Regions from separate parts of the Homo sapiens genome. Here region 1 is linked to region 2. The links are chromatin loops, found by intact Hi-C in ENCODE. Cell type or tissue: PC-3. All regions are shown on one strand. Links, peaks and the distances in the headings refer to the core of each region. The heading gives the core; the rest is flanking DNA. Region 1 overlaps LOC414300 (a long non-coding RNA gene). Region 2 overlaps SLC41A2 (solute carrier family 41 member 2).

The links. Peaks named below come from ENCODE experiments on the same cell type or tissue, not always from the same donor. Only the 100,000 strongest peaks of a DNase experiment are listed, where the experiment ranks them.
Region 1: it touches region 2 in a loop (5-fold over the local background); 2 of 110 quality-filtered maps call a loop at or near these places.

The regions. Positions count from the first base shown.
Region 1 is chr12:105,096,647-105,103,062 of GRCh38, reverse strand. It overlaps LOC414300 (a long non-coding RNA gene), which reads left to right. Exons shown (of 2, transcript NR_121211.1): 2 at 343-591. Among named protein-coding and RNA genes, the nearest start is that of WASHC4, 7.9 kb to the left of the region's middle. In PC-3, for the core only: a CTCF peak has its summit at 1,858 (motif pointing right); a DNase peak (open chromatin) is centred at 2,292.
Region 2 is chr12:104,874,978-104,878,977 of GRCh38, reverse strand. All of the region lies in intron 6 of SLC41A2 (solute carrier family 41 member 2), which reads left to right. Among named protein-coding and RNA genes, the nearest start is that of SLC41A2, 81 kb to the left of the region's middle. In PC-3, for the core only: a CTCF peak has its summit at 1,681; a DNase peak (open chromatin) is centred at 1,677.

The DNA.
Region 1 (6,416 bases), core at 33-4,032, 220 kb before region 2:
GATAACTCCAATATCTGGATTTCCTGAGGGTCTCTTTTCTGTTGTCTGGTGATGTTTTTTTTTGTTATGTTTTGTTTCTTTTTCTCTTGGTTTTCCATCATTTGGCCTTATTTCCTGGTATAGCTGATAATTTTTTTAGTGCATCTTGACCTTTATGTATGAAAAATTGTAAACATAAGTTAAGCCTCTGAATGATGTCATCTTTCTTCAGAGGGGATTACTATATTTTCTGGAAGGCCATTAGTGTAGGGACAGATTACTTTAACCCAGTCTAGGACTGTTCTGATTAGAAACTGGGTTTCTGTCTTTGTGAGAGCTCATCTATTTCTGTTATCACCTCAGTCCTAGGGTATAGCTTTGCAGGAGAGCTTGGCAGAGCCTGCCAAACCTGATCAGCTTTTCCACCTCTCAGCTACTGCTTTCGGCTCCCCAGCCTCATAAACTCTCAGCTGCCACATTACAAATCAGCAGATGTCTTGAGGTGAAATGTGGTGCCAAATGTCAAGCTCAACTTTTTGGATCATCTCTCCTGAATTTCAGTTCCTCGAATCCTCACTGTCCTGGGTCTCCAATGCCTTCAAAAAGGATTTTAGCAAAAAAAGCAAAAATGGAAAAATTGGATAACATCAAACTTAAAAACTTCTGCATGTTAAAGTAAATAATCAACACAGTGAAAAAGCAAGCTATGGAATGGGAGAAAACAATTGCAAATCATATGTCTGATAAGGGATTGATTTCCACAATATGTAGAGAACTCTTACAACTCAACAACAACAAAACAATTTAAAAATTGGGCAAAGGATCTGAATAGACATTTCTCCAAAGAAGATATACAAATGGCCAAGAAGCATATGAAAAGATGTTCAACATCACTGTTAGAGAAGTGCAAATCAAAATCACAATGAGGTATTACCTCACACCCATTAGGATGGCCACTATCAATAAAACAAAAAATAACAAGTATTGGCAAGGATGTGGAGAAATTGGAACGCTTGTGCACTGCTGGTGGGACTGTAAGATGATGCAGTTGGTATGAAAAACAGTATGGAGGTTCCTTAAAAACCAAACATAGAATTACAGTATGATCCAACAATCCCTCTCCTGGGTATATATCTAAAAACAGGCTGGGCATGGTGGCTCATGCCTGTAATTCCAGCACTTTGGGAGGCCAAGGTGGGTGGATCAGTTGAGGTCAGGAGTTTGAGACCAGCCTGGCCAACATGGTGAAATCCCGTCTCTACTTAAAATGGAAAAATTAGCCAGGTGTGGTGGTACACACCTGTAATTCCAGCTACTCGGGAGACTGAGGCAGGAAAATTGCTTGAACCTAGGAGGCAGAAGTTGCAGTGATTGGAGACCACGCCATTGCACTGCAGCCTGGGCAACAAGAGCGAAACTCTGTCTCAAAAAAACAAACAAGAAACATGGAAAGCAGGATCTCAAGGAGATATTTGCACACTCATATTCACTGCAGCATTAATCACAATAGCCAAGAGGCAGAAGCAGTCCAAATGTCCATAGAGGAATGAATGGATTTTTTAAAATGTGATATATATATATATGTATGTATGTATGTATGTATGTATGTATGTATGTGATGGGGTGCAGGAAATACTACCCCAGCAGCTTCCAATTGTGCTTACAATAATATAGTCTCCCACTTGTCTGTATGCTCTATAAACATCTAAACCTTATCTCTTTGATACAGTTCAGTGCCAAGTATAATGCTAGGTACATAGATGATAAACATGTATTTGTTGAATGAGTGAACCAATAATTGTCATTTTTTTCAAGTGCTCTGTAGTAAATACTCAGTTTACAGGAAAAGTATTTCCTAATAGTTCTTCAACAGATGGCACTGTTTGTTAAGGAATCTAAAGATAAAAGAAATCATGTAATAAATGGCTTTTTTAGTTGTTCATTTCTTCAACCAGTATTTAATCAGGACTTTCTCTGTTTGGTATGTCACAGTGACCAAAACTCTTCAAAGAGCCCAATTGTCTGGTAAGTGAAATTTTTCAGATGTTTTAACTTAGGGGTCAGCAAAGTACAGACAGCAGATCAGTAAATAAAGTAAAACTTTACTTACTTTTGTAAATAAAATATCAGACTACAGCCATGCCCATTAATTTACATATTTTACATTAAACATAATTTACATTTGTGTTTCATCTATGGCTGCTTCACACTAAAATGGCAGTTGGGTAGTTATAGCAGCAATCATATGGCCCACAAGCCTAAAATATTTGTCACTTGGCCCTTTAAGAAAAAGTTTGTCAGCTGGGCATGGTGACTCACTCCTGTAATCCTAGCAGTTTGGAAAGCTAAAATGAAAGGGTAGCTTGAGCCCAGGAGTTCAAGAACAGTCTGGGCAACATAATGAGACTTGGTCTCTAAAAAAATTTGTTTTAATTAGCTGGGTGTGGTGGCATGCACCTATAGCCCCAGCTACTTAGGAGGCTGAGGCGGGAGGATCGCTCGAGCTCAGGAGTTCAAGGATGCAGTGAGCTGTGATTGCACCAGTGTACTCTACCCTCGGCAACAGAGTGAGACCCTGTCAAAAAAAGAAAAAAAAAAGAAAAAAAGAGGAAAAAAAGAAAGAAAGAAAGAACGAAAGAAGAAAGAGGAAGGAAGGAAAAGGAAGGAAAGAGAGGAAGGAAGGAGAAAAAGAAAAAAGGAAAGAAAGAAAAAGAAAAGAGAAAGAAAGAAGGAAAGAAGGAGAAAGAGGAAGGAAGGAAAGGTAGGAAGTTTGCTGATTTATCTGAACTCTAAAAGCAAAATAATATAAAAAAATTTTTTGCTGGCTTGACGCAGTAGCTCATGCCTATAATCCCAGCACTTTGGGAGGCCGAGGCTGGTGGATCATGAGGTCAAGAGTTTGAGACCATCCTGGCCAACATGGTGAAACCCCATCTCTACTAAAAATACAAAAATTAGCTGGGCGTGGTGGTGCGTGCCTGTAGTCCCAGCTACTCAGGAGGCTGAAGCAGGAAAATCACTTGAACCTGGGAGACGGAGGTTGCAGTGAGTCAAGATTGTGCCATTGTACTCCAGCCTGGGGACAGAGCGAGACTCTGTCTCGAAAAAAAAGTTTTGCTATATAAGTTATGTAAAGTAGGTTGAAATAGTCTACTTTTAAAAGCATAGACATTTTTGAAAATCTTCATGTCAAAATAATTGATAAGGACACTTCTAATAATGGAGGTAGCATAAAGTGGTCAAGTGAACCCATCTACAGTTAATAACTAAGAAAAGTGGCCAAAATATCTAAAAATGACTTTTTAAAAATCTAAAACAATAAAAGCAGGTAAAAACCACAGGAGAATTTGTTCAGCAACTGATAAGAATTATGAGTTTGTGGCTTTTTGTCTGATGGTGTCCCTCACCACTGAAGCTCAGCACTGCAGGCTTACTTGCTCAAACTGTCAGCAAACTGAGTACAGGGTTTGTTAGAAGAGGTCATCAGTTTGGGGAGTGACCTACAAAATGTGTGAGATCCAAAATCTGGGTGTAAACTCTGCCCAAATCACTGACTGACCACTAAAATACAGACAGCCTGATGAAATAACAGGAGTCCCTGAAAAGCAGAACTGCACTCAGTGAAGTGTATGAGTTTGCTGCTCTTTTGAATGCATATATTTCCCAACAGAGGTACACCTTGGGTAGCAGAAAGCTGAAGACTTATTTGAGGTAACAGCGAATAGAAGTAGAGCTGCCAAAGCAGTTTAGAATTTAGAAGGAAAGACTGATAATTAGGGCAACTGCAGATGGGTGTAACCCCCGCAATCTAAGTATAAACACTGGCCAAATCCTTCACTAAACTAAGAACGAAGCAGAATATAAACTGCTTCACTCTACTAAGGAGACAGGGAGTCAGGGCAAGTTTACTTCATTTAAAAACAAATAGTCAAACAGGCATGGTGGTTCACACCAGTAATCTCAGCACTTTGGGAGCAGAGGTGGGAAGATCACTTGAGCCCAGGAGTCAAAGACCAGACTGGGCAACAAAATGAGACCCCGTCTCTACAAAAAAATTTTAAAAATTAGCCAGGTAGCCAGGTGTGGTGGTATGCACCTGTGATCCTAGCTACATAGAAGACTGAGGCAGGAGAATTGCTTCAATCCAGGAGGTCAAAGCTGCAGTGAGCCATGCTCCTGCCACTGCACTCTAGCCTGGGTGACAGAGAAAGAACTTGGCTCAAAGAAACAAACAACAAAAAATGCCAGTCAAATAATTATCTGAAGAAAAAAATAGAATCCAGAGTGGCCACAATATGTTACATACAATGTACAGTTTTAACCAAAAGCTTTATAAGAAGATAACAAAATCTAGGCACTCAACAGTGTAAGACTCAAATATCCAATTAAAAATTATGAGACATACAAAGAAGCAAGAGAATGTGATCTATAACCAAGTGGAAAATCATGTAATAGACATAGAAAGGATAGGAATGGCCAGGCATGGTGGCTCACTTCTGTAATCCCAGCACTTTGAGAGGCCAAGGTGGGCAGATTGCTTGAGCTCAGGTGTTCGAACCAGCCAGGGCAACATGGCGAAATGCTGTCCCTACAAAAAATACAAAAATTAGCTGGGAATGATGGCATGTTCCTGTAGTCTCAGCTACTGGGGAGACTGAGATGGGAACTGGAGCCCAGGAGGTCAAGGCTCCAGTGAGCCAAGATTGCACCACTGCGCTCCAGCCTGGATGACAGAGTGAGACCCTGTCTCAGAGGAAGAAAGAAAGAAAGAAGGAAAGAAAGAAAGGGAGAGAGAGAGGGAGGGAGGGAGGAGAAATAATGGGAATGGTGAAATTTGCAGATGAAAATGTGAAAACAGCATTAAAATCATGTTTTACAGAAAATCTGCTGAATGGGAAAAAATATTTGCAAACTATGCATCTGACAAAGGACTAATATCCAGAATCTACAAGGAACTCAAACAGAGCAGCGAGAAAAAGCAAATAATCCTATCAAAAAAATGGTCAAATGACATGAACAGACATTTCTCAAAAGAAGATATATGAATGGCCAACAAACGTGAAAAATGCTCAACATCACTGATCAGGGAAATGCAAATTAAAACGACAATAAGATACCACCTTACTCCTACAAGAATGGCCATTATTAAAAAGTCAAAAAACAACAGATGGTGGTGTGGATGTGGAGAAAAGGGAATGCTTATACACTGCTGGTGGGAATGTAAATTAGTACAACCTCTATGGAAAACAGTATGGAGATTTCCTAAAAAACTAAAAGTAGATCTACCATTCGATTCAGCAATCTCATTCCTGGGTATCTGCCCAAAGGAAAATAAGTTATGTTAAAAAGTCATCTGCACGCATGTGTTTGTTGCAGCACAATTCACAATTGCAAAGACATGGAACCAACCTAAGTGCCCATCGACCAATGAGTGAATAAAGAAAATGTGATATACATACACCATGGAATATGACTCAGCCATAAAAAGAACTAAATATGTCTTTTGCAGCAACTTGGATGGAGCTGGAGGCCATTATTCTAAGTGAAATAGCTCAGGAATGGAAAACCCAATATCTTATGTTCTCACTTATAAGCAAGAGCTAAGCTATGGATGCACAAAGGCCATATATGCACAAAGTGATATAATGAACTATGGAGACTCAGAAGGGGGAGAGTGGGGAGATATAAAAACTATATATTGGATACAACATATACTACTAGGGAGACAGGTGCAGTAAAATCTCAGACTTCACCACCATACAACTCATCCATGTAACCAAAAACCACTTGTACCCCAAAAGCTATTAAAATATAAAAAGTTTTAACTGAAAAAAATAAAATAAGATAAAATTATGTTTTAATTTTTTTTCTTTTTTTGAGACAGAGTCTCACTCTGTTGCCCAGTCTGGAGTGCAGTGGGTGCAATCTCAGCTCACTGCAACCTCCATCTCCCAGGCTCAAGCGATTCTCCTGCCTCAGCCTCCTGAGTAGTTAGTATTACAGGTGCATGCCACTGCACCCAGCTATTTTTTTTGTACTTTTAGTAGAGACAGGGTTTTGCTATGATGGCCAGGCTGGTCTTGAACCCCTGGCTTCAAGTGATCTGCCTGCCTCTGCCTCCCAAAATGCTGGAGTTTTAGATGTGAGCCACTGTGCCCAGCCTGTTTTAGTTCTTAAAGGAAAACATGGGCTGAGTATGGTGGCTCACACCTGTAATCCCAATGCTTTGGGAGGCCGAGGCAGACCGATCAGCTGAGGTCAGGAGTTCAAGACCAGCCTGGCCAACATGGTGAAACCCCATGTCTACAAAAATACAAAAATTAGCTGGGCACGATGGCAGGTGCCTGTAACCCCAGCTATTCAGGAGGCTAAGGAGGGAGAATCACTTAACCTGGGAGATAGAGGTTGCTGTGAGCCGAGATCGTGCCATTACACTC
Region 2 (4,000 bases), core at 1-4,000:
CAACAGGTGCTGGAGAGGATGTGGAGAAATAGGAACACTTTTACACTGTTGGTGGGAGTGTAAACTAGTTCAACCATTGTGGAAGACAGTGTGGCGATTCCTCAAGGATCTAGAACTAGAAATACCATTTGACCCAGCGATCCCATTACTGGGTATATACCCAAAGGATTATAAATCATGCTGCTATAAAGACATATGCACACGTATGTTTATTGCAGCGCTTTTCACAATAGCAAAGACTTGGAACCAAGCCAAATGTCCAACAATGATAGACTGGATTAAGAAAATATGGCACATATACACCATGGAATACTATGCAGCCATAAAAAAGCATGAGCCCACATCCTTTGTAGGGACATTGATGAAGCTGGAAACCATCATTCTGAGCAAACTGTTGCATGGACAGAAAACCAAACACTGCATGTTCTCACTCATAGGTGGGAGTTGAACAATGAGAATACCTGGAGACAGGGTGGAGAACATCACACACCAGGGCCTGTGGTGGGGTGGGGGGACGGGGGAGGGATAGCATTGGGAGAAATACCTAATGTTAATGATGAGTTAATGGGTGCAGCACAGCAACATGGCACATGTATACGTATGTAACAAACCTGCACGTTGTGCACAAGTACCCTAGAACTTAAAAAATGTATATATATATATATATATATATATATAAAATACAGGTATATTATTTGCAGATTTGGATATTTAAATTACCATTAAGTCATTTATAACACATTTTTCAGCTGCTTGCAAATACCAGATATCTCCTCAGTTAAAGACAGTGGTAAGAAAGTAAGAAAGAGAATGCCGTTGAAGAATGTTATCATGATAAACATGGCAATTGTTATAATGTTACAGAATTAAGTACTATGAGATTCCAGAAGATAAACAACTATTGAGGAAAATAATGCACACTGACCTTTACAATTTTATTTAATTAATTAATTAATTAATTAATTTTTTGAGACAGAGTCTTGCTCTGTCATCCAGGCTGGAGTGCAGTGGTACGATCTTGGCTCACTGAGACCTCTGCCTCCGGGGTTCAAGTGATGGTCGTGCCTCAGCCTCCTGAGTAGCTGGGACTACAGCTACTACAAGCACACGCTACCATGCCCGGCTAATTTTTTGTATTTTTAGTAGAGACGGGGTTTCACTGTGTTGCCCAGACTGGTCTCAAACTCCTGAGCTCAGGGAATCTGCCTGCCTCGGCCTCCCAAAGTGCTAGGATTACAGGCGTGAGCCACCACGCCCCACCTGAAATTTTATTTTTTTAAATTATACAAGGGATAAACTCTCCTTATAAAAGACTTAATCATAATGTGTTGCCATCTAAAGCTTTCGGTATTTCGAATGTTATATAGTGATGCATACATAATTTGACTGGATCAAGAAATAAAAAAAGTAAAATGGAATGTTACTATCACAGATCATGATTTTGAAAAATAATATTATTAAATATTGCTTAGGATTTTCTAATCTTTGTCTTCTGAAAGTTGGCTCAAAGTAATTCAAGATGAATTAACTAAAATAGTCTTTTACATTTTTTCTGTATCATTGATTCTCCTAAAAATATATTTTTTGTGTTACAGATCAATCCCATAGTTAATTTGTTAAAGGTATTTCTAAAGTGTCTGTGTTCAGATTGCTAAAGTGTCTGCTCTGTGCGCACTAGGGGGCCTCCTAAGATCAGCAGTTGGATGCCTAATATTTTTATTCTGAATACAAAGATTAGGAACAGGCACATTTAAATTCCAAGACTCCATTCATCCTGCTGAGAAGCTTCAGGTTTATTTCCTGATAAACTTATAGTTCAAGTTTATTTCCTGAACTATTTTGAAAACACTTAGCAGTCTTTAGAGATAAAAAGAGGATTTTATGATAGCAGTAGGCTTTAGTTATAGAGGCCATGTATTATATAGTGCTCAAAGAACTGGACATTAAGAAAAGTCTTATGGTCTCAATTCATCAAGAAGATATAACAATTGTAAATATATATGCACATAATATCAGAGCACCTAAATATATATATGATCAATTGTTAACAGATATGAAGGGGGAAATAGACAGTAAGACAATAGTAGTAGGGGACTTCAGTACCCCACTTTCAACACTGGAGAGATCATCCAGACAGAAAATCAATTAGGAAGCATTGGACTTGAACTACACTTTAGACCAAATGAATCTAGCAGATATGTACAAAACATTCCATCCAACAGCAGCGGAATACACATTCTTTTCAAGTGCACGTGGAACATTATCCAGGATAGATCATATATTAGGCCACAAAACAAGTCTTAACAAAGAAGACTTTGAGAAGATTGAAATTTAAGAGACTGAAATCATATCAAGTATCTTTGATGATCACAGTGGTATGAAACTAGGAATCAATAATAGGAAAAAAACTGGAAAATTCAAAAACATGTGGAAATTAAACATCATGCTCCTGAACAACCAAGAGGTCAAAGAAGAAATCCAAAAGGAAATTAAAAAAATATATTGAGACAAATGAAAATGGAAACACAACATACCAAAACCTAAGGGACACAGCAAAAGCAGTTCTAAGAGGGAAGTTTATAGCGATAAACACCTGCATTTAGAAAGAAGAAAGATCTCCAATAAACAAGCTAATGTTACACCTCAAGGAACTAGGAAAAAAAGAATAAAGTAAACCCAAAGTTAGCAGAAGGAAGGAGTTAATAAAGACCAGAGCAGAAATAAATCAAATAGAGAATAGAAAAATACATTAACAAAACTTAGTTGGCTCTTCTAACATATAAGAGTGACAAAGCCTTAGCTAGACTAAGAAAAAAAAAGAGAAGACTGAAATTAAAAAATCAGAAATAAAAGTGGAGACCTCAGAAATAAAAAAGATCACTAGAGACGATTGAACAATTTTAAGCCAACAAATTAGATAACCTAGAGGAAATGGATAAATTCTTAGAAACATATACCTGCCAGAATTGAATGAGGAACAAATAGAAAGCCTGAACAGACCAATAACAAATAGTTATTAAAGTAGTAATTAAAATCCTCCCAACAAAGAAAAGCCCAGAACCAAATGGCTTCATGGCTGAATTCTACCAAACATTCAAATAGTACCAATCCTTATCTTCCAAAAACATAGAACTAGAGGAAATACTTCCAAACTCATTTATTTTTATTTTTAGTTTTATTTTCAGAGATGGGGGTCTTGCTCTGTTACCCAAGCTGGAGTGCAGTGGCATGATTATAGCTCACTGCAGCCTTGAACTCCTTGGCTCAAGCAGTCCTCCCACCTCAGCCTCCCAAGTATCAGGAACTACAAGTGCATATAACCATGCCTGGCTAATTTTTAAATATTTTGTTGGAGACAGGGTCTCACTATGTTGTCTAGTCTGGTGTCAAACTCATAGTCTCAAACAGTCCTTCTGCCTCAGCCTCCTGAGTTACTGGGATTACAGGTGTGAGCCACTGCACCCAGCCCAGACTCATTTTATAAGGTCACCATCACCTGATACCAATTTTCCAGACAAAGACACCACAAGAAAACAAAACTAGTGAGGTGTGGTGGCACATACCAGTAGTTCCAGCTACTCTGGAGGCTGAGGTGAGAGGATCACTTGAGCCTGGGAGTTGGAGTCCTGCCTGGGCAACATAGTGAGACCCCATCTCTAAAACAAAAGCAAAGACAAAAATGACCTAAACAACAACGACAACAAAATAAATGAAAACTATAGGCTAATATTTCTGATGAACACAGCTGCAAAAATCTTCAATAAAATACTAGCAAACTGAATTCAACAATACATAAAGAATATTATACATCATGACCAAGTGGGATTCATCCCAGGGATGCAAGTATGGTTTAACATACACAGATCAATCAGTGTAATATAGCACACTGTGTTAAATAAAATATCTAGAAATAACTTTAACAAAGGAGGTGAAATATCTCTACAATAAAAATGATTAAACATTAATGAAATAAATTGAAGAAGACACAAATAAATGGAAA